7 separate regions of the Mus musculus genome follow, and regions 1, 2, 3, 4, 5 and 7 are each linked to region 6. Evidence: chromatin loops called from intact Hi-C (ENCODE). Cell type or tissue: left cerebral cortex. All regions are shown on one strand. Region 1 has its middle 19 kb from the start of Nabp1. Region 2 holds the start of 9330175M20Rik (RIKEN cDNA 9330175M20 gene). Region 3 overlaps Tmeff2 (transmembrane protein with EGF-like and two follistatin-like domains 2). Region 4 overlaps 9330175M20Rik (RIKEN cDNA 9330175M20 gene). Region 5 holds the start of Nabp1 (nucleic acid binding protein 1). Region 6 overlaps Tmeff2 (transmembrane protein with EGF-like and two follistatin-like domains 2). Region 7 holds the start of Gm17767 (predicted gene, 17767).

The links. Peaks named below come from ENCODE experiments on the same cell type or tissue, not always from the same donor. Only the 100,000 strongest peaks of a DNase experiment are listed, where the experiment ranks them.
Region 1: a loop joins it to region 6, with 2.0 times the contacts of the local background. A loop is called at or near these places in 11 of 42 quality-filtered maps.
Region 2: it touches region 6 in a loop (10-fold over the local background); 37 of 42 quality-filtered maps call a loop at or near these places.
Region 3: it touches region 6 in a loop (2.7-fold over the local background); 5 of 42 quality-filtered maps call a loop at or near these places.
Region 4: a loop joins it to region 6, with 2.3 times the contacts of the local background. A loop is called at or near these places in 9 of 42 quality-filtered maps.
Region 5: a loop joins it to region 6, with 2.7 times the contacts of the local background. A loop is called at or near these places in 8 of 42 quality-filtered maps.
Region 7: a loop joins it to region 6, with 6 times the contacts of the local background. A loop is called at or near these places in 17 of 42 quality-filtered maps.

Annotation. Positions count from the first base shown.
Region 1 is chr1:51,457,347-51,461,346 of GRCm38, forward strand. No RefSeq gene overlaps it. Among named protein-coding and RNA genes, the nearest start is that of Nabp1, 19 kb to the right of the region's middle. In left cerebral cortex, a CTCF peak has its summit at 1,843 (motif pointing right); DNase peaks (open chromatin) are centred at 976 and 1,945.
Region 2 is chr1:51,332,647-51,336,646 of GRCm38, forward strand. It overlaps 9330175M20Rik (RIKEN cDNA 9330175M20 gene), which reads right to left and starts at 1,133. Exons shown (of 5, transcript NR_045151.2): 1 at 1,038-1,133. In left cerebral cortex, a CTCF peak has its summit at 1,506 (motif pointing left); DNase peaks (open chromatin) are centred at 544, 1,484 and 1,849; H3K4me3 peaks cover 1,323 bases; H3K27ac peaks cover 2,517 bases.
Region 3 is chr1:51,182,715-51,186,714 of GRCm38, forward strand. Tmeff2 (transmembrane protein with EGF-like and two follistatin-like domains 2) reads left to right here. Exons shown (of 10, transcript NM_019790.4): 10 at 2,671-4,000. The coding sequence ends at 2,767. Among named protein-coding and RNA genes, the nearest start is that of Cavin2, 100 kb to the right of the region's middle. In left cerebral cortex, no CTCF peak of the experiment used is centred here; no DNase peak of the experiment used is centred here.
Region 4 is chr1:51,265,267-51,269,266 of GRCm38, forward strand. All of the region lies in intron 2 of 9330175M20Rik (RIKEN cDNA 9330175M20 gene), which reads right to left. Among named protein-coding and RNA genes, the nearest start is that of Cavin2, 22 kb to the right of the region's middle. In left cerebral cortex, a CTCF peak has its summit at 2,323; DNase peaks (open chromatin) are centred at 302, 1,107, 2,030 and 3,248; H3K27ac peaks cover 1,268 bases.
Region 5 is chr1:51,476,075-51,480,074 of GRCm38, forward strand. Nabp1 (nucleic acid binding protein 1) reads right to left here and starts at 2,325. Exons shown (of 6, transcript NM_028696.3): 1 at 1,751-2,325; 2 at 1,404-1,542. The coding sequence starts at 1,841. In left cerebral cortex, a CTCF peak has its summit at 2,428; DNase peaks (open chromatin) are centred at 1,725 and 2,422; H3K4me3 peaks cover 2,093 bases; H3K27ac peaks cover 1,652 bases.
Region 6 is chr1:50,960,416-50,964,415 of GRCm38, forward strand. All of the region lies in intron 4 of Tmeff2 (transmembrane protein with EGF-like and two follistatin-like domains 2), which reads left to right. Among named protein-coding and RNA genes, the nearest start is that of Tmeff2, 35 kb to the left of the region's middle. In left cerebral cortex, a CTCF peak has its summit at 2,058 (motif pointing right); DNase peaks (open chromatin) are centred at 1,300, 2,068 and 2,955; H3K4me3 peaks cover 375 bases; H3K27ac peaks cover 612 bases.
Region 7 is chr1:51,595,598-51,599,597 of GRCm38, forward strand. Gm17767 (predicted gene, 17767) reads right to left here and starts at 1,121. Exons shown (of 4, transcript NR_151621.1): 1 at 704-1,121. In left cerebral cortex, a CTCF peak has its summit at 1,590 (motif pointing left); DNase peaks (open chromatin) are centred at 868 and 1,581.

The DNA.
Region 1 (4,000 bases), 500 kb after region 6:
CCTTCTTCCTCTGCTTTGGCCCATCAGTTTCCAGCCCCTTGCCAGATGACTCAGAGCAACTCTAATACGTTGCACTGCTCAGTTCATTTCTGCAGCTGGTTCCTTTCTCAGAGTCCAAGCAGCCTGCAATGTGCGGAGGAATGCTGGGCTGTCGGGTGTTTATAAATCCAGGTCACTTCCAGTTTGCCCTCCCTACTTCCTGTAGGTAAACAAAACTGTGATGTCATAGTTTCCTGCCATCATGGTTTTCTGCTGCTGTGTACCCCCCCCATCATTATAAACTCTCCCCATAAAATCATAAGGTATATAAACTGTCTTCCAGAAGTTGTACTTGGTCATGGGATTTTATTACAGCAACATTTACATTTCATGATTTGCATAGCTGAGCCTATGCTTGTAAAGACCCTGTCACATTTCCATCCTTGCCACTTATGCCTTTTGAGATACTCAGCATCCTTCCTCCCGCATCCATTGATCCCTGCTTCCCCAGCCACTACAATTAACTTCACCATCCCTTTTCCAGCCTCTCCTTGGCTGATCTTATGGAACTACTTTAGTTTTGTAGTGCAATAATAATTTGCTGGATTCCAGTGAGCTATTTTTTTAATTCAATATTTGCATTGTATGGGGTTCTCTAAAGGAAACGAACCAATAGAATACATACACGTTATGAACAAAGATTCACTACATTGGCTCACAAGATATATACCAGGTAATCAAAAAATGTCCATCTTTAGAGCGGAGAGGCTGAGAAGCAGATATCACCTCAGTCCACACATCTGTTTTCTTTCGATATCCCAATCTGGTCTGCAGAAGATTCCTGGAGTCTTGTTGGAATCTGAAGAAGCTGGAGTCTGGTGTCAGTGAAGGATGACAACAGCAGCAGTGACGCACACTGGGTTATTCACCCCTCTCTTAGCTTGTAGACTCAGGAGCATCGGGAGTGTAAAGTTGTCAGCTTCCTGGCACCTCAGCTCCCTGCCAGCAGAGCGTAGGCTCGTTGTCAGAAAATACATTAGCATAGCTAGTAACTGCAAACACGTAACTAGTACTTAGAATAGTCTAGGTATACCTAAACCCACTAAGGAAACTATGTTGTCAGTCCCTTTCAATGTAAGGATTAAGCTTGTGTGGCCTCCTGATGTCAGCCTAAGGCTTTCCAAGAAAGACTTTTCTTTCTGTCCCACAATCAGCCAGGATGCTATCTCCACCTTCCCAGCAGTGGATCCATGTGAGGTTGTTCTAGTTCTCCCCACATTCTAAGCAACCCTAGATTGTTAGATAAAGCTTCGGTGTCCTCCAGAAACATGCCAATTCACATTTTAAGGTGTTATACTTAAAATGAAGAGGAAGGGGAGAATATATTTGAGCCCTTTCTACAGTCCCTCTTTAGTATTTATCATTGCTTGTGTGAATGCTTCTTTCTCTACCTTCATGATTGGTTTGAACCACAGACGTCTTGTTGTTGCATATATAAGTATTTCAATAGAGATGCTAGTTGTTGGTATTAGGACCTCCGAAACCCCTGACATCACATAGGCGAGACTCGAACACCTGTTACCAAGGCAACAACCACCATATTCCCAGAATCCACTTGGCTCACCTCCCACCTTTACGTCATCACCCATATATGAAGAAAGCCCCCCCCCCCCATCTACCCTCCCCCTCTTCCCGCAGCCACCTTGCCCTCTCTCGCCCAATAAACCTCCCGTGGAACTATTTGGTCTGGTGTGGTCCTTCTGAAGCCAAGTCGAAGTCAAGACCGCAACACTAGTTACAAGTTTACTTCTTTTATTACTTTTTCCCCAGGTGGTAAGATGTAAAGCTTCACCAGTAGAGGGCAGCAGAGAGACTGTTGGAGGGAGGGACACTAGTTCTTTGACTGGAAAGGAACTCAGGAGACACAAGATAGTGCTCACCTCCTGGGGAGTGTTGCCAACACTCCAAAGGTTGGTCCCTCAGGTCTAGCTCAGCCAGTTTCCCAGTGTGTTTTACACAGACCCAGTTGGTGCCTTCCAGGCTGCCAGAACCCACCTGCTGAGCCCCAAGCCTGAACCACCTCAATGAACTTCTCTGCCCATCAGCAGACCACAGCACACTCCCCCAGGAGATCTGGACTCAACTCCGGGACTAAGAAAGGGCAGCTGTTGGCTGGGGAGGTGGCGCAGAGGTTAGGAGCGCTTGCTGCCCTTCCAGAGCACACACACTCTGTTCCCAGCACCGGCTGCCCGTGATTCCAGCTCCAAGAATCTGCATGCTGCATTCACACACACGTGACTAGAAATACCCATACACATGAGTCAAAATAAAATTTCTGTGTTTGGAAAGAGTGAGGACCTTCAAAAGATAGAGGACTCCTCTGGACTAATTCCTTCCTCAGCTGTTCCACTTCCATCTTAGAGGAAGACCCACCCTTCTACCTCCTACTCTGCTAGTCTCTGCTTGCCCGGTGTTCATTAATGCCTTATTGCTAACTAGTAAAGCTTGACTTTGAATTTCCCTGTTAAAAGCACGGTGATAGCCATCACTACTAGCACCTTACCAATACAGACAGGAGGCCCAAAGGTTCTCTTACTTTCTCATCTTTCTTAGCACATCAGTGAATCTCAGACCTCCATCCCCCACCCCAGTGGCTGCTGCAGAGATTGAAATATACTTACAAACAACCCAAACTTCAAAATGACACTGTGATCTTTCAGTACCTTCATTTTAATACCCCCACCATGCATAGTTATACTGCTTAAAAGGGAACTGCTATTTGGGGTATGTGTTCTCCCCACTTTTCCCAGAGTTTTTCAGTTCTCAATGTTTCTATGGAGATATCCTCAGGCATAGACTTTTTATTCAGTAACAACAAGTCTACTAAAAGGTCTACCTAGTCAAGGGATGGAGGTAAATATTATCAAAACACATTGTAAGAAATTCTCTAAGAATTAATAAAAGGGACTGGGAGATCCCAGTGAATGAGCTCCTTGTTTTTTATCTAAGATTTCTTTAGGCTGAACCTCCAGCTTTCCATCGATTCCTGAGCAGGCTTTCTCCAGCTGGGCATTAATTCCCATTGAGTTGTCTGTTCCTGAGTTTCCACTCTGGTATGATTTTCTGTGCCTCTCACACCAACTTCAGGGACATTGACTTGCCTTCTGACCTTACTGCTCCTACTGTTTTAGGAAGAATTGCCTTTTCAGTTTATTCGACTTTGTATTCATTGTTCTGATGCAGTGGCAACTCGTACACTTCTCAACGCTATGTAAATAGTTATTATATTTTATTGTCTAGGGAATAATACAAGAAAAAGTCTGTCCATGATCAATTCAGACACACACTCCTCATGGTGCGATGACTTCACAGTTGCAGAACCCACAGATTGAAAGCTGTGCCTATGGAAGGCCAGCCCTACTATGTGCTGAATTGCCAATTTGGTCCACTTAGAAAGTTCCACGTCAACCTTTCCAAAGTTTGGAAGACATTGGTAATCATTTCTTAGATTAGTTCATTAAAGACCACAAAAGAGTGAAGTTTTAATATTCTTATTCCTAATCAAGTAGAATTGGTGGTGAAGAAGAAAGTATCTATATTGACAGCTCCGTCTCACAAGAGGAAATATAAATGCACTCTGTTGTTTTCAGAACAATGAGTGTCTTAGCATTCTGCAAAATATGTCTATGATTTTTTAATTCATGGATTTTTTCACATAAATTTCGATGTATTGCAATTATCTTAATTTATATTTTCCATTTTTGTCAAGGAATAAGCTCTCTGAATTGACCCGTAAGTCCTTTTGAAATGAGCTACTAGTCTTTAAAAGATTCCTTTCTTTTAAGTCCAAAAAGATGTTTCCAGCTCCAAGGAATCCTTGTTTCTTAAGAGGAAATGTCATTTAGAAACTATAATCCTGGTTCTAGGTGCTCATTACTACACAGACAAGGACTAGAAAATTGGTCTTTTCAAAAAAAATGCATCATAATACTTCCCAAGAAAATTGTACACCTGATTACAA
Region 2 (4,000 bases), 370 kb after region 6:
CAGCAGCAGCATCCATTAGTAATCCCAGTACTGGGGAGGCAGATGCAGTCCTAGGGATTTCTGGCCAGCTAGTTTAGTCAAAAGAATGAGTCCTAGAGTCAGTGAGAGGCCTGTTTCAAAAAATAAGGTGAAGTAATTGAGAAAGACATCTGAAAAAAAAAAAGACATAAAGAGATCTATACACACACGCACACACACACATTAGGAAGAGACCTAACTCATATTGGGCATGCTGTAGGGTAGCCATTCTTATTTATTCTAATAAGGACCATCTAGTTCTAGAAGCTGGGGTTAAAGCATTCTTATTTAAAAGAAAATTCTCCAGTAATTCTAGGTTTACTTAGAGACACAGGGTTAAGAACAATTGCATAGGGACTGAACGTTTAGGAGGTGGGGTGGCAGGAGACGAGTGAGTCACAGATTGCTTAAAAAGCCAAAGTAGCCCTTATGCAGAGAACAGATGACTTTGGAGGGAGCTTGAACCCACACTTACTCTGTTCACCCAGCATTTCAGGAGCAGCCGGGTCTTTTCACAGCCTCTGGGCTTTGTCCCTGCCTCTGCACACCCACGGACAGTGTGCTGGCTGGCAACAGATTTACAACAGTGGGCTGCTGTCTGTCGGAAATCTTTGACTGGGGCAAGCTGGAATATGACCCCTTTCTCCTTCAAGTTTATCATCAATCAATGGTGCTCTGCCAACTCTATCAAGAGGATCCTAATCTCTTTTGCCCTTACGCTTCAAGAAAAGATTAGGCAGCAATCAAGAGCTTCTTGCCGGTAGGTTCACAAGGACTTTTCACACAAGGGCAAACACCCAGTAGGCTCCCAGAAAGCATCCCACTCAAGGGAGAGTAAATAGGTGATTGGATGCGGGTGCTTTTTGTCCCTGCGAAAGAAGACAACTTCCTGTGTATCATCAAAGATATTCGTGCCCTAGAATCTCTACTTTCTCCTGTGTTTGAATATAACGCTATAAGATAATGTTGGGATTCATGCAGCCCCGCTTTACTCCATTGATAGTAAGTCAGGACCATACCTAAACGAGTGGCTGAGCCTGGGTAAATGTCAAGGCAGTCACTTTTCAGACGGAGCTGTGGGCTTCGTGGCGTGCTTGTCCTTCTGTACCGTTCCTGATCACCTCCGGGAGTGGCCACCAAACGGAGCTCACAGTCACTGCCCCACATTTCATTGTTTCCCATGTGCCTTTAAGGAATCACTCTTGATCTCAGTCATAAAATTGGAAAGCCACACAACTGACAAGATGATCCCCCCAAGGCAGCTGAAATATGGGGTAGATTGAAACCGACAGTTAATTTGTAGCAGTAAAAAATAATGATATCATCATAAAACAAGTTTAAGATTAGACGAGGCTCAAACACTGTGCGCCCACAGGATATATAGATGGGTATTGTCGAGCTTAAATAACAAAGCAAAACAAAACTGAACCTCCCGGCTTCACTGGGCGAACCCTGTGTGCTCTTTTATGGTACACTACCGCCATCTGCTGGCTGGAACCAATAAAAGTCTAGCAGTCTCCTAAATCCTGGAATATTCCACTGTGCAGAGCCTGCTGTTAATTGCTATACACACGGAAACATATTTTTAACCTCCCAATATCAGTAAAATGATACAAATAAATCAGAGCTCCCTAGAATAACAAACAAATGAAAGAACCTAAGAGGCTAAAGACTGCCAAAGCGCCCCCCCCCCATCTGCCTGCCTCCAAGCTGCCCTTGCTTCAGGAGTACATCCCTAGCACATTGCCTTGTTAGCCCTGAGCTCCCTACACGCATTTTGCTTCCGCCTTCCTCCTCTCCAGATGCCTTCTCTCCCAGGCATCCTACAACCAGCACTTCAGTGATAGGCAAAGCAGCAGCTCTCAGCTAAAAACAGCCTCCTCCTGCAGATCTTAGGGAGGAAAACCACAGGCACTTGTCTTGTTCAGGGAAAGCAAAGCCCCAGTTGCATTAAGTGAGAAAAGGAACCGTAGGCTTTCAGAACCCTCTGAGCAGCGTTTTGCATGTTTTCCTCGGGGTTTACCTTACATTATGTCTGGATGCTCTAACGTGGCAACAAGTGTTCTTAAGAGGCAGAAAGGATAGAGGCTTTATAAGCAAATAAAATCTAGCCACTATAAAACCCTCCCCATTTTATAGTGTGTGCTCAATCTTACCACTTTAGACTTTCTGTTACTGTCACCACAGGCCTCGGGATACCAAACTCTCCGGGAATAAAGGAGCCCTTACTTAGCACATCTTCCTTCTTCAACATGACTTGTGGGTTGTTTTTGTTTGCTCGTTCGTTTGTTCATTTGTTTTTATTTTTTTAATTGCCTACAATTTCATTTTCTCCAAGTTAGCACGTAGTCATTGTGTAATAGAACATTTTATAAAAAGGCTTTCGAATTTTTACTTATTTAGAGAGCTTTTTATGTCACTCACACCACCATGCCCACCATTAGACAACAATGGCCTTTAAGCAAAATGTCTTGGTTTTGCTTTGTTCCTCTGGGAGAGAAGTGGTAAGGCAGAGACAAGCTGCATGCTGCAGGTCTCTACAAGCTGTGGCAGTCATGAGTCCAGATAAACTGATGGGCCCCATGGACAGGATCACTCTCCCAGCTAGTTGCTGACTGTCCTAAATATTTGAAATGTTCAGAGAACTCTGTGTCCAGCCACCACCGCTGCCCATCACCCCTTCCACACTACAACCTCATAAGCTTACAAGTAAACACTGGATAACAGAGTCTTGAGTACAGTTTCCAAGGAAGTATGTTAATATGCTAATGCGTTTACAATCACCTTCTGTGTGTTTTTGACACTCAGTGTCATCAAAAGAGACAACATGAAATCACAGTAAAATAAAATATGAATTATCTCCGTTACCAAACAGCAAAGGGTTTCGGGAAAAAATAATACCATTTTGATCCTTGGACAAGAAAGTGTTGCTATGTACTATGTACATGGGCGCAGTCTGGATCAGCCCTTTCAGAGAAACCGTTTTAAAGTGCTCTGTAATTTCTGCACTCCAGCACTAGGCTAATGAACACCACGGTCGGCAGCTGATCTTGTCTCCTATATGAAAAGCTTTCCATATTCAATCATGGCCTCCCCAAACTTACCATCGTCCTTAACCCTGGACCCTGTAAGTGTCCTTACATGATACAAAGGACCTCTTGGATGAGTCTAGGTTTAAAGGACTTGAGATGGAATGATTTCTTATGGCCTTTCTGGATGTGATCACAAAAGTCCTCATAAGAGCAAAGCAGATACTTCAAAACCCTAAAATGTGATCAGACAACAGAGGTGGGAGAGATGCCCAGAAGCAAAGGAAATGCCCTAAGCCAAAGAATGCGGACAGCCTCTTCAGCAGCAGTCCTCAGCCTGTGGGACCTGACCCCCGGCTAGCCTCTATCTCCAAACGTAGTTACATTAAGATTCATAACCGTTCTGAAGTAGTAATGAAAATAATGTTATGGTGGGGGTCACCACAACATGAGGAACTGTATTAAAGGGTCGCAGCATTAGAAAGGATACGAACCACTGCCCTAGAGGCTAACGGGGGAAACAGACTACCTACAGTGTCTCCCAAAAGGCAATGGCTCTGAGCTACACCATGATTTTAGGCCTCCTCTTGTCCAAAATGAAAGATAAATTGGTGTTGTTTTAAGCTACTGATATATACTATTTTATTGATGTAGCAATAATACGTGGCTACACGAGCTATCAGGACACAGAGAATCAGAGTCTCTCCAATTTAGAGTCAGTAAAGGATCCAAAAGCTTACACTTGAGGCTCTGAATTTTGGAAGGTTTTGTTTGGTTTGGTTTGGTTTGGTTTAGATTTTAAACTAATGTTATTGTTTTTGAGGGTGATGTTTTTAAAATGTCTAGGTCATGATGTCATGTTTCATCAGGAGACAAGTCACTGCAGTTACACTATGGCCTCACAGCCCAGCCCTGTGTTTATCGTAGCAGCAGTGCCAAAGGAGGGCCGAGAA
Region 3 (4,000 bases), 220 kb after region 6:
AACTAGACTCTGAACCCAATGCATCCTTCATATCCTCAGACAGCCAAAAAGGCCAGTGTAGATCCTTTAAAAAAAAAACTGAATTAATTCTATTTTTTCAAAATTCCAGGGAAGCTTTGTAAAGTTTTTATCAAATCCATAAGACATTAAGATTCTGATTCATTTATACTCACTAGAGAAATTCTCCCAAAATTATTTATAAAAACTGGAAAATAAGAAGCATTATGAAATTAAAATGTAAAGACTGTAATGCACCCTGGCATCTGTATTACATGATCTTCTTTAAAGACAAGTGTGGAATCTCCTCTTGAAAAAGACAAAATATAGCTCACAAATCCTTACCTGCCTACAGGCATAAGGAAAGACTATTATCAGAGCTCGGTGCTACCCTAAGTCGGTTAGAGTTCATTAACTAGACTAGATATTTAGATGCCCAGTGACCCATTGGATATATAAAAATAAAGGCAGAGAACATAAAACCAACTCAAAACCAAAATATTCTGAGCATAAAAAGAAAAGATAGAGAAGAATCTAAAACACAGAAAACTGTGCCATACTTTTCTAAGCACACATAGAAAAATAAGACTTGTATTCATATTCATACAATAACAAATTGATGGCTGCTTCATATAGTGAAGAAAGCCCAAACTTCAATATTTCAAACCATGTTTCCAAATTAACTATTAATCACATTTTCATTCCCATACAATATTTTAAAATGAAATAAATATATACACTATTTTACCAGAAATTGGGCATTTGTGTTATAATTTTGTCATATATTTACATATTCACTTGAGTGCACACATGCATGTGTATACATACACACTTTACAACATTGTAAAAAGTGAGCAGTTATTTCATTCATTCATTCATTCATTCATCATAAATTTCATGGCGGAAATCCTGAAATATGAGACATTCTCAGATACTGAGAATACACAGCTGAGTACTGAAGCAAAAATGACGGCCAGTCTGTCTACTGATGTAGCTTTGCATTTTTCCCTGCTCCTCTGCTCCTAGCTTCTCATGATTTGTCTTCTGCAATTGACTACCTGTGCTCAGCTCCCAGTCTGAATAAGCTCTGTCTGCTGTGTCTCCCAAGTATATCGCCTTTTTTCTTTACTTTTCATTCTAAAACTAAATAAAACCTTTTCTCTATCTGCTCTGGAGGAAGAGAAAGAACACATCAAAAACGTTAGCATTGTCACAGTTCATTATATAAATACCCCCTTGTACAACCAAACCTTTGAAAGACTTTCCAGGAAAAGTGTAAATCTATACATTTCACCAGTATCCAGGGTAGATTCATTCCATTCATTCAAAATTAGTGCCAGCTGGGTCCACCTCTGACCCCTAAGATACCACTGCTTTTCTTGTGATGTAGCAAGCCTTGTTTGTCAAGATCTGTTCCAAAATACCCAGATGCTAGACAATTTACAGAATTATTTCTAGTGTCGATTCCTCTTACTGTCTGTTCTTTGTTCTATTTTCTTTCTCTTCTGACTTACCAGTTTCTCCCTGAATATATATCTCTCTCCTCTCTCCTCTCTCCTCTCTCCTCTCTCCTCTCTCCTCTCTCCTCTCCCCTCTCCCTTCTCCCCTCCCCCTCTCCCCTCCCCCCTACTCTCCCCTCCTTCTGTCTCTCTCCTGTCTGTTCAGAACCTGCCTTTGGAGAAATATCTCATAAAAATGAGTATCTAGAGACATGTTCCAAATGAGCATCTTGTCCTGTTGAGAAGCTGGCTTTTCAGCCTTTCTGCCGCCATCTCTCACCTGCTGAGAGTGTGACTTTTTAGAGTTGTGTTTGTTTTTGACAGATATGTCAGCCATAGCAACTACACAAGAATATGCTCAGACCTACTATGTGTGCGTGTACATGTGTATGTATGCTCATTCACATATTTTCCTCTGTCTCTCCCTTAGTGGTAATAGAATTTTGTTAGGTTTTTTTTTTTTTATTGCTCTTGCTTCGATCATTAAAGAAATCTCTTAGTATAATAAAAAATACTAGATTGGAGATTTTCAGATAATGTGACCAAATACTAGATTTTTATGGAAGCAACATAATTGGTGTCAATTTATATCTCTAGCTTTATAACATTAATATAAAACAATGATATTAGGCTAAACCAAAGCAATATTCTTTTGCACTTAAATTTGGGTATTATCAGGTGGTTTGTTCTGCTGTGATAGAATCTTAACGTGTAGCTTTGGAATGTCAATATAGCACTCATTGTTAAGACATTTATACATAAAGTTGCAGAAGGCCTTTAAAGTGAGCTGTGATGAGCTTGTGACTTGCTTCTTTGCCTTGTGCTGAGTCTGTTCATCACACAATATAATGAACAGACTTAAAGAATAAACAGTGAAGGGCAAAGCAAGAATATTTCCCTTCAACTTCTACTTCTGTTCTTCAGTTCTTGACAAAAGCTTAAAGACAACTGCAAGGAGAAGAAAATAATAATAATTAATAACATATACATGTAATCAGATTCTATCTGTAATCAGTTTTGTTTTTGGTTTTTTTTGGTTTTTTGGTTTTTTGGGGTTTTTTTGCTCTAAAATACTTTAGTAATTTGTTTCATCTAGAGCTTCACTCTTTGATTGTAGGAGCAAACTTTAGGTATCTACATTAGACTAAGATCTGTAAACTTTCCAACCTTCTAGGAAATGCCCCAGAAGCAACAGAATTCACAGACAGAAGCAAAATACAGGGCACTACAGTTCAGACAACACAACAAGAGCATCCACACGGTTAATCTAGAGGGAGCATGTTTCCCAGTGGCCGGACAACCAACAGCTTGGACTACACAATACAGTATTAGAGACAAAAGAATAAGACAAGATCTACACATGTTGCCTTGCGTTTGTGGTAATCTACACCAATGAAAACATGTACTACAGCTATATTTGATTATGTATGGATATATTTGAAATAGTATACATTGTCTTGATGTTTTTTCTGTAATGTAAATAAACTATTTATATCACACAATATAGTTTTTTCTTTCCCATGTATTTGTTATATATAATAAATACTCAGTGATGAGAACAAATGGCATTCCTAAACTTGCAGTAATTCATAGCTGTAAGCACGGTCCAACTGTCATGGGCTACGCAGACAGCAGTATTTCATCCCTCTGTGCATCTTCAGACAACACATTAGTTTGCACAGGAATCTGTAGCTAGATTTTGAGTGATTCCAAGATCAAGGGATATACCGGTTATTGGAAAAGAGAAAAAATAATTTAGTTTATTGAGGAAGCATAAGATATGTCATATCCTTGAATCATCTCTGCTTCATCTACTTTCTTCCCTGTCTTTCATTGTCATTCCCAGAACAGAAAAATCTCTGGCATATAAGTTACAAAAGGGAAGAATGGAAGTGTTTTGTGGCTCAAAATAAAATGCAAAAAAAAGATATTTGTCTTTACTGAGAAGCAACATAACTATCTTAGTTAAATAATCTACCAGGGGGCGGGGTCTGAGAAAGGTATCCACTAGGTGTATAAACAGTGGTCAAACCTATTCTGTTTCTGTTTCTGCAAGCAGAAAAAAAAAGCTAAGAGTACATTGTAACTGTGTCAGTAAGTATGAGCCCAAACTGTGGCTTCTTAGAAGACCCTTGCTGTATTTGTATCTTATTTGAAAAGAATTTAGACTACCAAACAAATGCCCCCACGAACAGTTTTATAGCCCAAAGAGTACTGTTATTTGAAACTGAAAAACAAAAAGACAATGTTTTATGGTAATGGAGAGAGATAAGTTTTAAACGTATTTACATAAGAAAGAAAATCCCTAAGAATCTAGAGGACCTCCATGAGAGCTGCTTTCAACCCCTATGAGATACGAGCAGACAGGTATGAATGGTCACATTGCTTGGGGAAAGTAAGTTGAGAACATTCTCAAGGAATAAGATGAAATACCCAATTAAATAATCTCCTTATTATCATTTACCTCTGAGTAGTTTCTGTGGCACATGTGGATGATTTAAATA
Region 4 (4,000 bases), 300 kb after region 6:
ATATTTCAGCGTGTTCAGGAAAAATGCAATCCACTCCAGCACACCCTTTCTTTCCATGGTTTCTTGCCAGTTCACTTGTGAGTGTTACCACAAAGGGCAGTTCAACAGCCAAGGTGAGGGAAGTTGCTGATTTGAACAAAAGTTCAATTGCAGGGCAGGAGGACGCAGGCCCTACTGTGCCTTGTGTTTACCAAAGAGACAGGTTTCATCAAAACAGAGAGATCTCAAACATGCAGCTCAGAGTTTTGGCATTTTTCAAAGCAAATTTTTAGAGACTGCCTTTCTTCCTGGGTTCTGTACACACACATTTGCACGCACACACAAACAGCAGCTTTGAAATTGTATGGTATTGTCTCAGAACTTGAAGCACGGCCAGTTTTTGACCTTCACTTCCCAACACTTCAGGAAACAGGAATTCTCACACCCTTGGGCCTCTTAGTAAAACAAGCCCCTGGAAAACTCTCCAAAAAAAAAATACTTGATTGTACATACTGCATGCATATCATTCTCTCTTCTCTCTCAAAACATGCAAGATCACACATTCTAGATCTTGATACAAACTCCTAACAATCAAACAATATGCTATGCAACAGACATATACAACACACGCCATCAAGTTGCCATCTGCAGGCGAGTCTAGGAAACATGGACTAAACAGCATTTGCTTCCCAGGGGTATAGAGAAACAGCCCCCACCCTTGCTCTGTACTTCTAGGATAACACTCAACACTCAGATTCCAAGACTGAGGGGACTGACCAAGCCTTAGTGCGTTCCCACTCCAGCGTGCCTGACAAAGACTAGGATCCTTGACAAGAGGACTGGCAGGAGAGAGGTGTGGTTCCCAAGAGAAAGCAGAACATTGTTATCAGAGGAAATAGCATTCCATTCATGGCAGGAAAACTGAGAGATTAGCTCTTAAGCAAGCAGAGTAATATCCAACCTCAGCCAGACCTTCAACAGTTGTACAGGCTATGATAAGGAGCAGGATGCTTAGCTGCTGTTGTGAGCTTTCCTCCATTTAAGACTGTGGCCCTAAACACAGTAAGGCCACCATTATTAAGAAGGCAGGATACCTTAGTATGCTCATGGAAAAAGAGATTTCCCCCAAGCCTTTTGTCAATTCTCTGTCAAAATGAAAATTGAGCAAAAAGTTATTTTGTTTTTTCAGTGCAGGTTTGCTCTGTGTATCCCTGGCTGTACTGGAACGTGCTCTGTAGATCAGGCTGGCCCAAACTCAGAGACCTGTCTGCTTCTGCTTCCTGAGTACTGTGATTAAAGAGGTATGTCACCATGCCTAGTTAAGCAAGAAATTTTTAATTCACAAAATTACAGAGGCTGGGAGTATAGTTGATAGTAGAACACTTATCTATCATGCCTTTGGCCTCAGAGTTGATTCCCAGGTTAGAAATGGGGAAAGGAAAGAGTATACAGACTGTGCAGGAGGTCTCTAAATCTACAGGAGCTTGTTTCTTGTTGTTGTTGTTTTGTTAGCTTGTTTGTGTGTTTCTTGTGTACATATGTTTTGTCATGACATAGCTGTTTCTAGCAGAACAATCTGCTTTATATAGAGTGAAAATCTGTTTACCTTTGAAACTGTAGAAATAAACTGCATTCATATTTGGCAACTTCTCAAACACTTGAATTATGGCTATGACCTCCTTCTAAAACACAATAATAATAATTGACCATTTTAGGCTTGAACACCTCCCATTTCTTTGAATAGTTTCTCCTGAAATGCTGCTACGCATCCATCCCTTTGGCCCCCTGCTGTGGATGTACTAGTTGTTCAGAGACTAGGGTTCGACCTACCCTGTTCCCGAACGGGATTCCAGACACAGAGAGTTCCACTTGGTCAGTATCACTTTAAGAAATATGATGCCCAAAATGGAAAGCAGCACTTCAGAGCCCGAAAGCAAATGCATGGCATTCAGTATTCTTCAGCAAGGCTGCCATATGTCACTAAGTGTTTCGGGATCTGCCGTCATTGAGGAGGAAGAACAAGACTGCAGGGGAGTCAAGGCAGAGTCCTGGGTAGTGTTCCAGTATCATTCAGTGTGAAATGAACCCTAAATAAGGAAAACAACAGATGCAGTGCGCTGCTTTTCATACAGAACTCCTAAGCATGGTAATGCCTTATCATAGTCACATTCCACTGTTGCCTCACGGCCCCCAAGGGAACTTCCCCAGGGATGTGTTAGAAGAGGAAACTGCCTTGAAAGAAATTTCTCAGGCACATTAGAACTGACAGAAATCACTTCTGATGTCAGGACTCAGTATGTTGGGACTCTAAGGAGGAACACAGATCAAGTGTGCTCTGTGAACTGCTCCAGCCTATGCTGAAAGCCATCTCCTGTCCTGAGGGGTTTACCAACCTCTAATGTGGCCATGAGGTGGCGAAATAAAGGGTAGAAAGGCAGAAGTTTATTATGCAGGCAGGTTTTGGTAACAGGATATCAAATACAGATTTGGCAGATTCAATACATTCCCCCCATGGCTATTAGTAAAAACTGACACAGAGGAGTCCCCTTTGATTTGCTGTTGACTGTAAGCTGTCTGGCTCCCTGTGATTTTACAACAGCTTTGGCTATTTCAGAGACTTAAAAAAAAAAAAAAAAAAAAAAAAAAAAAAAAAAAAAACAGCCCAAGAAGCATTTCATGCATTTATAAAGCATCTGAGAGATTATGGGTACTGGCGCCTGGGAATATTTCACATTCTCCCGACCCACAGCTGGCACCTCCTATTCATAAAGCACACATAGGCACATCTGCACAGGACACGGAGTAGCATGGATTATGTGTATGTTAACAGACATTTCAAATCCAAGCTTAAGTATTTACCTTCCAAGTCTCCTAAGCAATGGCAATCAATTCTCCCTAGTTTGTCTAGAGTCTATGCATAAACTCCTTCTTCTTACTATTGAATAGAGTGATGAACTGCTTGCTACTCCTGGAAATGGGACCATGGGCTTCCTCTCAGTTCATTTGTTTGTCTTACTTTATTTCCTTAGCTGCTTTGGAGTCTTGTTTTGAGAAAAATCAATGAACGCGGTGACTCTGGCAGGCACTGTGAACACACTACTCAGGGAAACTGGCATTGTGATGGCTGTATGACTGCACTGGTGACACAGCCCAGCTCCAGATGAAAGGTGTGTCACATTTGGAATGTGTAGAAGCATAGAAGGTTTCTTCCAGGCATGTTTTAAGAGAGGCCTTGCAAAACTTCTCTTGTTTGACAGGCCAGCCTGCAGCATAACTTTGACTCTCTCAGGAGGCACTCTACTCCCTGTATAATGTGAATGGCTGATCCCACAGGCAAAGTACTAAGCTACTTGTGGTTCAGTGGTAAGTATAGAATCTTGCCTGCATTTTATCACATATGTTCAACTAAGCATGCAGGTCATGAGGGCAAGGATTTTTTTTCTGATTTTTGCCTGTCATGTTTATTGAGTTATCCCAAGTGCATTAAACAGTGCCTAATGTAATTTGTCAAATAAATAATGTGGCTAAGAATCACTGCTCCGTCTACATGCAATTCTGAGACTAGATTATTCCTAGACACCCTTAATACTATTCTGCAAGAATGTAGAACACAACCAACAGCATGATGACAAGATAACAGTACTCAGAGTAATACAGTGATGGTTTCAAGTAAGTAGCCTCAGAGGAAGATAATATTTAGATTCATGTAGATTTGAAACTTCTCCTGTTGGCATTTTACCACCCAAGACGTCCCTTTCATGTCTTTTTACATTATGCCAAAGGAGTTCACAAAGACTTGGTTATGCCCCATGTCTGGTGCTTGCTTCTTTGTATCTCTTGAGAATTTAACACTATAATAATCTTAACTCAGGCTAGGAGGAGATTTTCCAGTGTGGCGTACCTTTGATCTGTGCCACCAGCAGAGTTTGCAAGATGTTCAAAGACCAGGACAAATGAGTTGAGTCCTGCTGCCAATGCAGATCTCCTCCCTGTGAGGTTGGGAAGCTGCACTTCTGGGGAC
Region 5 (4,000 bases), 520 kb after region 6:
AGCCACAAGGTACATAAAGCCAACACACCAGCATTGTCTGTGTTACTGACATGGCCAAGGATGATATAACAGTACTATGTCTACTTCTGCAGACAGCAGTTCTCAAGCTCCTCAAAGTTTGGCACTTTCTAAAGCAGCTATAAAAAAGATAGACCACTAATCTTCTTGCCCTGCTGGTTTCCCCAAATTTTGCAACTTTTAATATCAACAGAATGAAACCAATTGTTTAGTGTGAGCAATTTTAAATGTGAATGACATCATTAAATCTAGATTAGCAGAATCAGACCAAAGTCTGGCTTTTTCAATGTTTCTTTGTACAACTACCAAGGTGGGTAACTTCATTAAAACATATATTATGATTAGTATTAGTATTGTAGTTCTCCCCATAACCTCCAAAAGAAGTGATTTTTGGGGGGGAAAAGACATGGACGTTAAAAAGATGTAATTTAGTGTCACAATGACTCAATGTCTGAGAATAAGATGCCTAAATTCTGACTCTCACTTCCTGCTTTGATGATACCTTACCTCACTTCCTGAAAATGTTGTAAGGCCTGTGAGATAGGATCAAAGAACTCCTGCCCAAAGACTCAATACTTCTACCATTCTCTTAGCTCAGCAGCAATTGTCAACTATTTTTCTGATGGCTACCAATAAAATTATTACAATTCTCCCAATCACAGAAGCTTCCATATTCTACTTTTAAGATTCTTTCCTGAACTTTTCTTAAGGCCAACATTTGGTAAGATTTTCAAGTCTATGAAAAAAAGTATTCCAACTCCATAACCAACTAAATACTCTGAATGAATCAAAGATTAACTTCTGCCACTGTGTATTATTTTGGGTTTTGTGAAACTCTGATCTTACAGATGAAATCATTTTCAAGAATGAGTATTCCAGATATTCATTCATGTCCATATCACAACGATGAGTATTGAGTACAAAAAAAGGTACCAAAAAAGGAAAGGGGTGGAAGACATTATACTTCATACACGAACTGATTAAAAAGGAAATGTGTCCAACTGGTGTGGCACACAGAACTGATTTCCAGGTATATCTCTGTGAGTTCGAGGACAGACTAGTCTATAGAATTGTTCCAGGACAACCAGGGCTACACAGAAAAACCCAGTCTCCAAGAAAGGGTGGAAAGGGTAATGTGATCTTTTATCAGCCTCACTGATAAATGCTCACTGACTTCCACACGGTATTCTCAAAAATAAAATTAACCTTTAAAATTGGAGGGGAGTTAAATCCCTACCTAAAACAAATTAGCTGTGAAGGTGAGCTGCTCCCAGTGAGGTCCACTAAAACAGCTCCCTTCTTGAAGTGGCCCATGGAAGAGCCAAACAACTTCAGAACCCCGAAGTCGGCCAAACCCACACCTACCCCAATTTATGCACACCTACCCTCTGGTCAACCGAATAATATCCCCTGTCTGTATGAGCCCTCCGATCTCATCCCACACAGAAATAGTGATGCTTCCCGTTCTATCAGCTACTTTGCAGGATCTCACTTCATGGCCGTCTTTGGTTTTGGTCACTCGTCCTGTGAAGATTTAAAAATCAAAAAGGGGAGAAGGAAAGGTGTGTTAGATAAGGAGTTCATTCGAGGGAGCTCTTTCACCCTCCTCTGGCTCGCTACGTGACTGACTTCTGTCCCCGGGTAGGATTCTGGGCCAGGAGCACGTGGGGTCGCGGGCGGGGAAGAGGTCCGAGCTCTCGAGGGTGTGGGGCGGGCTGCGGACCTCACTTACCTATCTCCAGGACAATAAAGACGACATTTAAGTTTTTCAGTCCGGCCTTAATGTCTTTTATAAAAAGTGGAGGGTCGTTGACCCCGTGCATACTGAGGCAGGTGCGGCTACGCTTCAGAGACCCACTAGGCAAGGCTTCCCACCCTCGGGGAGGGGCAGGGGCAGAGCCGGGGAGCAACCTGGGGCAAGATTGGCGACCGGGGTCAGGAAGCGGTAATTCAGGGGCCGGGTAAACCAGCCCTAGAGGCACGGAGCCAAAAGAAAATAAAAATGGAAAAGGGAGGGGAAAAAGACTCTCACAAGTTCAAAAAAAACAAAAAACCAAAAAACAAAACCGAAGACGCACTCCGCACCCTGAGCCCGCTCCCAAGTGGGCGGCGAGCAAACCAGCGTGCGCACTGCCGCCTCCGCTAAGGGAAAAGGGATCAGGAGACGGCCCTGCCCGAGTCCCGCTGTCCCTCACACAACACACGCACACGCGCGCGCCCCCTCCGTCCCAGGCTCAGGGAAGGTACGTGACAGCAAAACGGCAAGGCTGTTCACCAACCGCGCAGCCCGCGTCCCAAGCAGCAACTGGCGAACGCTCCCTCAGGCCGGCTTTATTAAGCCGCGCCCCGCCCCTTGTGGCGTCACGCGACGTCACCACGCCCACTAGCACGCCTCTGGGGCGGAACACAGCGCCACTGAGCTCGCAGCTTCCCTGGATCCTCCCCTACTGTCAGCACAAGCACCGCCTCCCGGCCGACCAATGGTCTCTCGGCCACACCCTCCTCCCGCTGGTCGCTCCACGTCTTCCGGGTTTCTGTAGGGCTGGGTCTTTTGGTGCTCCGAGGGAGACCTGGCTTCTTCTAATTCCTCAGGATCCTTCAGTAAGGCCACCTTTGCCCTTCAGTCCCGCGATCACGTGGAACTCAGATGTTCCGAACCCCGTGGTTAGAGCAAGTATGCAGTTGAGAAGGAACGGAGAGAGTGATCGAGCAGGATCAAGGAGAGAGAAAAAAGGGCGAACTAAAGGTGTCCGAGGCTTCCAAGAGAGTGGTTCCCAGTCGCAGGCAACTTGGCGATCAACCTTCGTACTTTAGAGGTGTTTAAATTGGGATCCAGAAACACGAGGTGGTCTTTTTAAAAGTAACTTGTAAATAAACCTCTTTTCATGCTGATAATAGCCATACATAGTTAAGTTCCACAGATATTTCATTTTTTCCTTAACCCTTTTCTTTAAATTGCACTTGGCTTTTATATAACTAAGATGAGTTAACCATACACTGGTGAAGGGGAACCTTAAAACAAAACCTGAAAGGGAGGGTTGTGCTTTGCCACCAAACAAGCTGGAGGCTAATTGTGTGACCTTGAAATTAGTTGGTTAAGCTTCCTAGCCAGAATTTAACAATCTGAACAATAAAACTAGGATCCTTGCCTCATAGAGGATAAAATGGGGTCATAAATAAATTGCCCAAGTACAGTCGCAAATAGATCTGTGATCAGTATTTCTTTTCATCAATTTTCTATTGAAAATAATTACCTGTTATTTAATCTCATGGTGAGTGATAATTTTAACCCCCGTTTACAAGTAATAAAACTCACTAGAGAATAACCAAACTGGATTTCAATTTAGGCAATCTTGACCCTAGGAGGCTTCAACCAGAAGTATTTTATGTTTAAGTAGTATGATTGTAACCCTCCAAAACAGATTGAAGAAATGGGAACAGCAGAGTATATTCTAGCATGTTAGAGAATCATATAAGCAAATACTGTGGAAAATAGAAAATGTATATATCAAAAACACACTTCTTTTTCTTTTTAAGGATAATACCGAGAAACAGCATAGAGAAAAGTTTAAGAATAAATAACAAGCCATGTTAAGAACATTGAGCAGCCTAGAGGTGAAGCACACCTTTAATCCCACCATTCAGGAATCTCAGGCAATCTGTGAGTTCAAGGTCAGCCTGAGCTACACAGAAACCTTGCCTTGAAAAACAAACAATATAATAGAGCAAAGTTGTGGCCAGGGATCTGGGTGGGGTGGGGTGGGGTGGGGGACCTAGCCACTCCCTGAATTCTCAACCATTTGCCCTCATAAAAAGGACTAAGAGGGATGCTCAGAATTATTTATATACACATTCCTTAAAGAGGTCCCAAACACTAAGAGACCAGGCCCTGTAGGGGTGTGCCCTAGGTGGGTTCTCGGGGCTGACCAACACTGAGAGGAGAGGTAGACAGACTCATGCACCCTATCCCCAAACCAGAAGA
Region 6 (4,000 bases):
TACAGAAGCAGGATGCTCCCGACAAATGCCAAGTCCCTACGTGTAGTCACCTGTATTCCATGCCCTGTAGTCTTGGGCATTTGGATACTTAGTTCCTAATTGGTGCATCCTTGGGCTAAGTCCTAGTTGTGGTGTGTCCTAGGTCCTAAGAGGTGTGTCCTTGTTGGAAGAGGTATGTCACCAGAAAGAGAGTTCAGACCTATGCCCACTCAGGTATGCTCTCTCTGCTTCCTGCTTTCTCTGCCTCCTGCATCTGTGCTGCACTCCTCTCATGGATTCTTCTCCTTCTGGAATTGTATTTCTCAGTAAAGTCCCTTCTGTACGTTGCCTTGGTCACAGTGTCTTATCATGGTCATAGAGAAGTAACTAATACACTCTGCGAGCTCCTTGGGAAATACAGGGCAGAGGGAGTTCAGCACCACAGCACTTGACCAGAAAACCCTCAGCTGAGTCGTAAAAAAAATTTGTATTTTCACCAGGGTCATTAAAATGTTTTAAGGGCAATCTTTTTTTTTTAATATGTTTAAAATACTGTTCAGGCCTCCAGGTGGAGAATAAATTGTATGTGAAGCAAAATTGAAGCAAGATACTAACACAAAGATTGCCACAGTGGAACAAGGCAGAGTGAGTCCACACAACCTGAGTGTTGGTCAAAGGGCCAGTGAGGTGGTAACAAATACTTTCTGTCCATTTAGATGCTAGTATGGGTGTGAACAAGTGTTACTTGCCAAAGTAAGGAAGAACATGGATAGTCAGGAGGTAGATACATGAGGATCAAGTTCACATCACTATCCAAGTCTGTGCAATGAGTCTTTGCCTGACTCAGAACAAAAGAAAAGTATGTGGAAAGGGTAGGAAGGATGTCAATAGCGTCTTTATCTCATCCATGTTCGTCACAAATCAACATTACTGGTTTAATTTTAAAACACAAATATACTTCATAAAGAGCACCATTTTAAGAACCAAAGCCCTCGTGCTGAGCCCAATATACTCATCGAAGGCAATTTTCTCAGACTTTGAGATGCAAACACACTGACGTGCTTAGGAGTTTTCAGTTGGTTGCTTTTCAATAAAGCCTGTGTAGTCTGACGTTTTTGTTTTTCATTTACTCCTTGAAATTTATCATCAACAGTTTCAGCATCATCCCCGGTATGGCAGTAAAAGGTAAAATACAATAACAGGGAACTCAGTAATTTGGCTTTTAAATGGCTTTATGCATTTATGTGCTATGTAGGCTATGTAGCAGATTGTGATAACAGAATCAGTTATAATCAAAGTGCAGCCGTACAAATATAGCAGACACCTTGGAACAGCTCCCTTTGTTGATCGAGACAGAGCAGGAGTGCCATCTTACACTATATTTTCTCTATAACAGCATAGCAGCCTCAACACCTTTGTTGCGTTTCCGTTGTGCTGCTATTGCGAATGTCCCCACAGTAGCACTTTACCTGTATTTATCATTGATTCTTGCACATTGAATTTTCTGCTCTGCGGACAACTAATTTGAGTGGCTTGAAGTATAAAACTTACAGCTTTCCCCTTCATTGTCCCAGTTCACATAACAATATAGAAGTCATTTCCCAGTGCAGAAAACCCCAAGGCCCTCAGACTTTGTTCAGCCTCCGTGGTGCTACATAATTTATTTTATTTCTCTGAAGCCTGCAGCGTTTCTTATGTGCTGTTAAGGGAGGGGATCCATTGTCAGTGTGTAAGCATCACTTCAATTAAGCTCTGCTGGCTTCTCTGTCTGCATGCGAATGTGAACTTGGTTGTCTTGAGAATGACAGTTGTTTATTTTACTCATGGGTGTCTGATGCTGGGTGGGGACTTACAGGTTGACTCAAATATTTATAAACATGTCTTTTGCTGTCTTTCGTGGAGACTATTCTAAAGTTAGGGGAGGTGCTTTTTATATTTTGTTGATTGTTTTTGGTTCTCACAAACTCCTTTAGCTTTCTCTTCTCTTGAATTCTAAATTGCAATTCTTGTTTTATCCAGCTAGTCCCAGAAACTATAACCTGGTTTGATTCCTGAAGTGGGAATAATGTTGTACCAGTAGGGGGAGCTCACACCATGCCTATTTTATGGGTTGGTTTGAAGTTAATTTTGTGGCTTTGTATCCTTAAGGGTGGAGCCGGTTTCACTTTAAAGCCAACAGTTTCTGGGGTTTGGAATATAAGTTATTTCTTCCAGTTGAAAAGTTAAAATAATCTGAAGTTGTAAATCTTAAGTGCGTTAACAGTTTAAGTCTTTAGCTAACGAATCGTCATACTGTGGTTGAAGTTTTCAGATTGCTGAAATGTAGAAGCTTTAAAATATACTAAAAGTTCTCTTTCTTTGTGTACATCCTCAAATCACTTCCTTCCAGGAACAGTGACCACAGGACTCGGGCTGAACACTTTTTGTGCTGATGACTGTAAGTCAGCATAAACAAGGCAGTTGCTAACCATGGTTGTGGATGTAAATGTGAGCTTAGTTTTTTCATAGATATCCCTGGAGGGATAGATACTTGGGGCTATCCATATTTCTCACTAAATTTGCATAGAATGGAGTTGGAAAGGCATACAGATCTCAACTAGCTCTGTGCTACTCAAGTCAGCAAAGGACTCAGAGCCAGTATCATTCCAATACCTTTTCTTTCCCAAGTTTGTTATTTTTGACTCTCCTTTGAGATGTTAGCAATTTTCCAAATTCTGCCTGAAATTTCAGTCTCTAAGATGGTGAACACCAAACACCTCTTCATATAATACGTTTCTGCAGGCATCTAATGTGACCTCAGAAAATGGAAAAGGGAGTAGCATCTTCTCTTTGTTCCTTTTCTCCACTCTTGAACATCTGTCTAATGTCATGCATAAGGATGCCCAAGACTCTGCTCTGCCCACAGCAAACTCATGATTCAGAGACTGTACCATTCAGTGAATTGGGAGAAGGAAGGTTCCAGCGTGTGTTTTCTTCATCAGAATAAGAGATCACAGTTGTCTCCAGACTAGCCCATGAATTTGACTTTCAAAGCATCCCTGAGTCAAGACAGCTGACTAATTGCTAACATTATGCCTCATAAATCTGAAAGTCTGGACTAGAAAGTGTGCGATGCCTGCCTCTTGATGGACATTAGTTATGAAATCACCTCTGTCATAGAATTTTCATCTAAATCACTGTGCTGTTTCATAGGTTACATGTGGTTGGAACCCTGGTGTAGAAGAGGGAGAGATAATGGAGAGAAGAAGATGAGGTGAGGTAGAAGAGGCTATTGAAAGTCGGAGAAAGGTTCTCAGGCATTTGCGCGTTTCCTCCGGGTGAACGCCACAATTGTCTAGCAATTTCCTAGCAATAAAATAGCTGTCCTGTGGTTGATGAGCCTTTAGCATGACAGCGTGATGACCTTAGCCTGGATTCTCGGATTTTAATAGCTCTGTGGTTCCCATAGGGTGAAGCTCTTTGCTCATTGCTTTCTTTGGCTTAGACTTTCTTCTCTGTCAGTGATCCTCCTGTGTACTGTTACCTCATTAGTGCTTGATTCCTAGAGCATCATCACTGCTACAATGTCTCTTTCTGTATCACACATTTATTTTAGATGGCATAAATTTAACAAAACAAGTTGTTCTGTGGACCCTGTAATCTTACAGGAGCATATCTATCACAGCAATGCACAGAGTCTAGGAAATCACAGATCATACCTGGCTTCAACTCCAGAACCCCTGGCCTTGTAGAACAACCACATTTAGGGTCCTACACATGATTTGGCATTTGTAATAAAATACATTTCTTTTCTAACGAAGTCTCATTCATTCTACATGTTTGAGTTCCACAAAAATTTAGATCTATTATTAAGTTTGGTGTCTGAATATTTTCCTCCCTCCACTGCCCTGCTGCTGTTCTAGTGGCTGTGGTTATGTGGTTCTGTGGGGAATCTACTAATGATCCTTCGGTTAAATATATTTTAGTTTCCCAGGCAGTTCCTTAGTTCAGCATTGTACCAGAGGTCAAGCTGAGTGGCTTT
Region 7 (4,000 bases), 640 kb after region 6:
ACAGCTCAGTAGTTACGAGCACATACTGTTCTTTCAGAGGACCCAGGTCCAGTTCCCATCACCCCAGTTGAGCAGCTCACAAACACTTGTAACTCCAACTCAAGGGGTTCTGACACTGCTGGCCTCTTGGCCACAGCATTCACATAGTCACACCCAGTGGAGATGAAAACACATCCGCATAGTTAAAAAGCATAAAGTAAATCTCAAAGAAATTTGGACACGCTTTGTTCTAGCTCCTTACTCATTAGTTGGGGGAAGGAAAAGTTAGGGGTAGTAGAATTCTTCCTTAATATATGCGGATGGATACATAGAACGACCATGGGCACCCATGTTATAATAGACAACAGAGTTTATGCTTATGGTCTAAGTTAACCATAAATAAGCAAAACAAGCCACCCAAACTTCCCAACGCACACTCCAATCTCTGCTTACGGAGGCACTCAGTTGCTGCTACGATTCCAACCTTTTCCCTTCTAACCTTCAGTACCAAGCTCCTGCAGGTATACTAAGAATTAAAAAGAAACATTTTAATTTTCTTAAATGAAAAAAATCCAGGAAATTTAATAAAACAAAGTATTATAATTCTCAATCATTGAGATTTCTCAAGCCTGGCAGTGTGTAATTAAATAGACATCAGCAAATGAACCGTAGGGTGAGGTTCAAGGCGTGCATCGGATGGAGCAGAGTTAAGGAGGAGGCTCACCTGAGGAAGGGAACCTGGAGAGAGATGCTCAGCTGTGAAGTGCCCCCAAGAGCTGGGCCATAATTATAAACTAAGATGCACGAAGAGTTCTTTCAAATCTTGGTGAAGAGCTCATTTCTGAAGCCATGCTGCCTGCATCCCGTTGCCATGGCTGCCTGCATCCCGTTGCCGAGGCTGCCACTGCCACTGCAGAACCCAAAATGAAACTCATTTTAGCTACATCTTCTTGTAGCTCTCTCACCTTTCCTAGGAAAGAATTTTCTTTGGAGAATCTAAAAGTTGAATGGATCAGTAATACATACTTTCAAAGATAGAAAGCAAGAAAAAAAAAAACCTCAGTTGAGTCTCTCTCACAAACTAACTAAAGAGGCACCACTAAACACGAGCCATGCTGTCAGAGTTGTGGCTGTCTGCTCTTGAAGTAGGAATGTGATGGTGGGAATATGGGTACCAAAAAGTCAGGACTCCTACTAATGCTCAGTCGACCCCTTGTCCTAAACTAGCATAGAACCTATGAGAGCTCAGGCCTGACTCTCAAAACTCTCACACTACTAGAGAATGTCAGGAAAAGGTACTGCCCAGCTTTGTGTATAATGTTGTTTTTTTGCTAAGTGAAGTCTCTTCATTTTCAGTAGTCTGTTGAGAGATTTAAACCTACCCCAGTGTTCAGTAGCAAACAATTTTTTATTAACTTTCTTCATATGTTTTTATTTGTTTTAATCAGCTTAACATTAAATCTTTCTACATCGCTGAAGAAGAGGGACTTCCTGTTTGAGCCTCGGACAGCAAGAGGCTGGATCTGTCTGTAGTTTGGAGTACAGAGGAAAGCTAAGGAGAAATCTGCCCAGACAGACCCTGGTAGAGCTGTGGAGTGACTCTGCTGCCCCCTAGTGGATTTGTTCACCTGGAACACACTAGGCAAATGCCACTGGTTTAGGATTGGTTACAACAACCAATATTTTGAGATCTTTTGAGTTCCCAACACATTTTCTTTTTGCGCTCATACCAACCCAAGGATAGTTCTGCTGTGACTCCAGTCCTGGTGGCAGGCTTCCCGTGACCCTCATCTCCGTGCCATACATATTTCGTGAGCTCTAGTCTCAGTGGTGTGATAAGCTACAGACAGTTTTACGCCTGAGCTGCAGTCCTTTCTCAATCATCAGATAGCTCTCGAACGTCTAGATAAGACTTCAAACAGAGGGGGAGAATGTTCTGAGGGTAGACGAGAGTCGGTGGAAGATTTATACCTCCTGAAACAGATCAAAGAAGGCCTTGTAGAGAAGAATGTTTGAAGATGTGCTTTGCAACTTCGGAGGATATTGCCACGTGGAGGAAGAAAGTACTGAAAACAGAGCACACAACATAAGCCCATGGCGCAGCGAAGTCTCAAGGAACTCTGCGGAGAGCCCGTGATAAAGATAAGAGTCAGGGTAATAAAGTGTAGACAAAATCCCATGTGCCCTCCAAATGGTTGAGCCACTGGTGTCTTCTAGAACAGGTAAGATGTGATCACATTGGCGATTTCAGAGGATCTTGCAGGCAACATGGTTAGACAAGGAGTGTAGTGCAGAACCCAGAAGAAGAGAGAGAGAGCAGAGGCTAAAATAGTATTGTCCAGTAAGAGAGGCAGCCTGAGCATGGCAGACCTTTTTTATTTTATTTTATTTTATTTTATTTTATTTTATTTTATTTTATTTTATTTTATTTGAGACAGGGTTTCTCTCTGTGGCTTAGGCTAGCCCAGAACTTGCTCTGTAGACCAGGCTGACCTCGAATTCAACAGAGATCTGCTTACCTCTGCTTCCTGAGTGCTGGGATTAAAGGCACATGCCACTGCCATTTGGCTGTGTTGGCGGACTCTTAAGGTCTATTTCCGATAGGTATATGATATGATAGACTTGAAATATGTTAGCTATAGAGACTGGGGGAAACAGGGATTTTTGTCAAGCTTCCAGCTATGTCTGCATTAGGATTCTCATGGCACTGTTGTGACAGGGAAAGGTTGAGAGAGGTGGGTGCTGAGCTTTGGCTTTGGGTCACATCGAGTTTGCAGCTAGACATAAATCAGGGGGAGCCGGAAATGCACATCTAGGCTTCATGGCCCATATGCCCATTTTGTATGTAGACATTGAAGCTTAGAAATGCTGGATGTTGCCTCTATTCAGGTACCTACGTAATAGAGGTTTTAGGCAGGCTTATGTATGGTCTTAGCCTAGTACCAGAAATGGAAAAGAAAAAAATGCCACTCTAATATACAAACGGCAGAGAGGGTAGAGAAGGGCGGAGCCCGAGAAATCCCAGATTCGAAGGACGGCAGAAGACCTCTGAGCCGGAAGAGGAGGGGAAAAGGCAAAGCCCACACTCTACCAAGGGAGAAGAGAAAGCTATGGGAAGTCAGGGACAGGGAACAAGACAGAAAACATTCGGATGAATTTAGACTTAAGGACAAGACGCCAAAGGAACTGCAGGATGAGGCAAAGCCTTCTTGGGGGTGGGGTGGGGGTGGGGCGTGGGCAGGGGTGTTTCATATACTGGAGGACTTTAAATTGTTTATGTGCAAAATTAAAGGTGGTTCTTATGGACAAGAAGAGGCTAGAATTGAGTGGAGTTAGATTAGAGAGAAGGTGTGGAATCATTTCCTTCAGGGACTGCTTCCATTTAGTCCTCTAAAATAGGAGGACAAAAGGAAACCCAAAGGAAGAAAGCGCTCCTTCGAAAGCAGCACCTTAGCTTATGGAGCAGTGTTTCCCGAGCAAGCACACAGGCAGAGGCCTCTCCCGATACATCCATACTAACTGGGGTTGAAAAGCCGGAGCCTTTTCTACACTATTCAGCGCAGACCAAAGAGAGTTTTACTTGCTTTTTATTTTCAGGTTTTTATTTTGCTCTCTTTCAACCTTGAGTTAACAACTGAAAACATCAGACACAAAGGGACATGAAAGGAAAGGGCATTCCATTTCATCATTAGCTCGGCCTTCCAGGAAATAGAACCACTAACAGCCACAATAAGCCTCCAATAGCTTCCACCTCAACTCTTCACCTCCTGGTTCTGCTGGACCAATGAGGGACCACTGAGATTCCCCACAACAACAGAGTTCAACCCTGTGCAATTGACATCCCAGAAGGTAAAAAATAAATTGCTACCTATTCTTCACTTCACCTTAGATAGAGTCCTCTGCCTAAGCAAGAGTCTGGAAAAAAAAAAAAAGATAGCAAGTCTACTCTTTAGTCTTCGTCACTCCGGAGTATATTGAGTAGTGGATAGAATTATTTCTCTAATATTCTAGTGCCTACTTC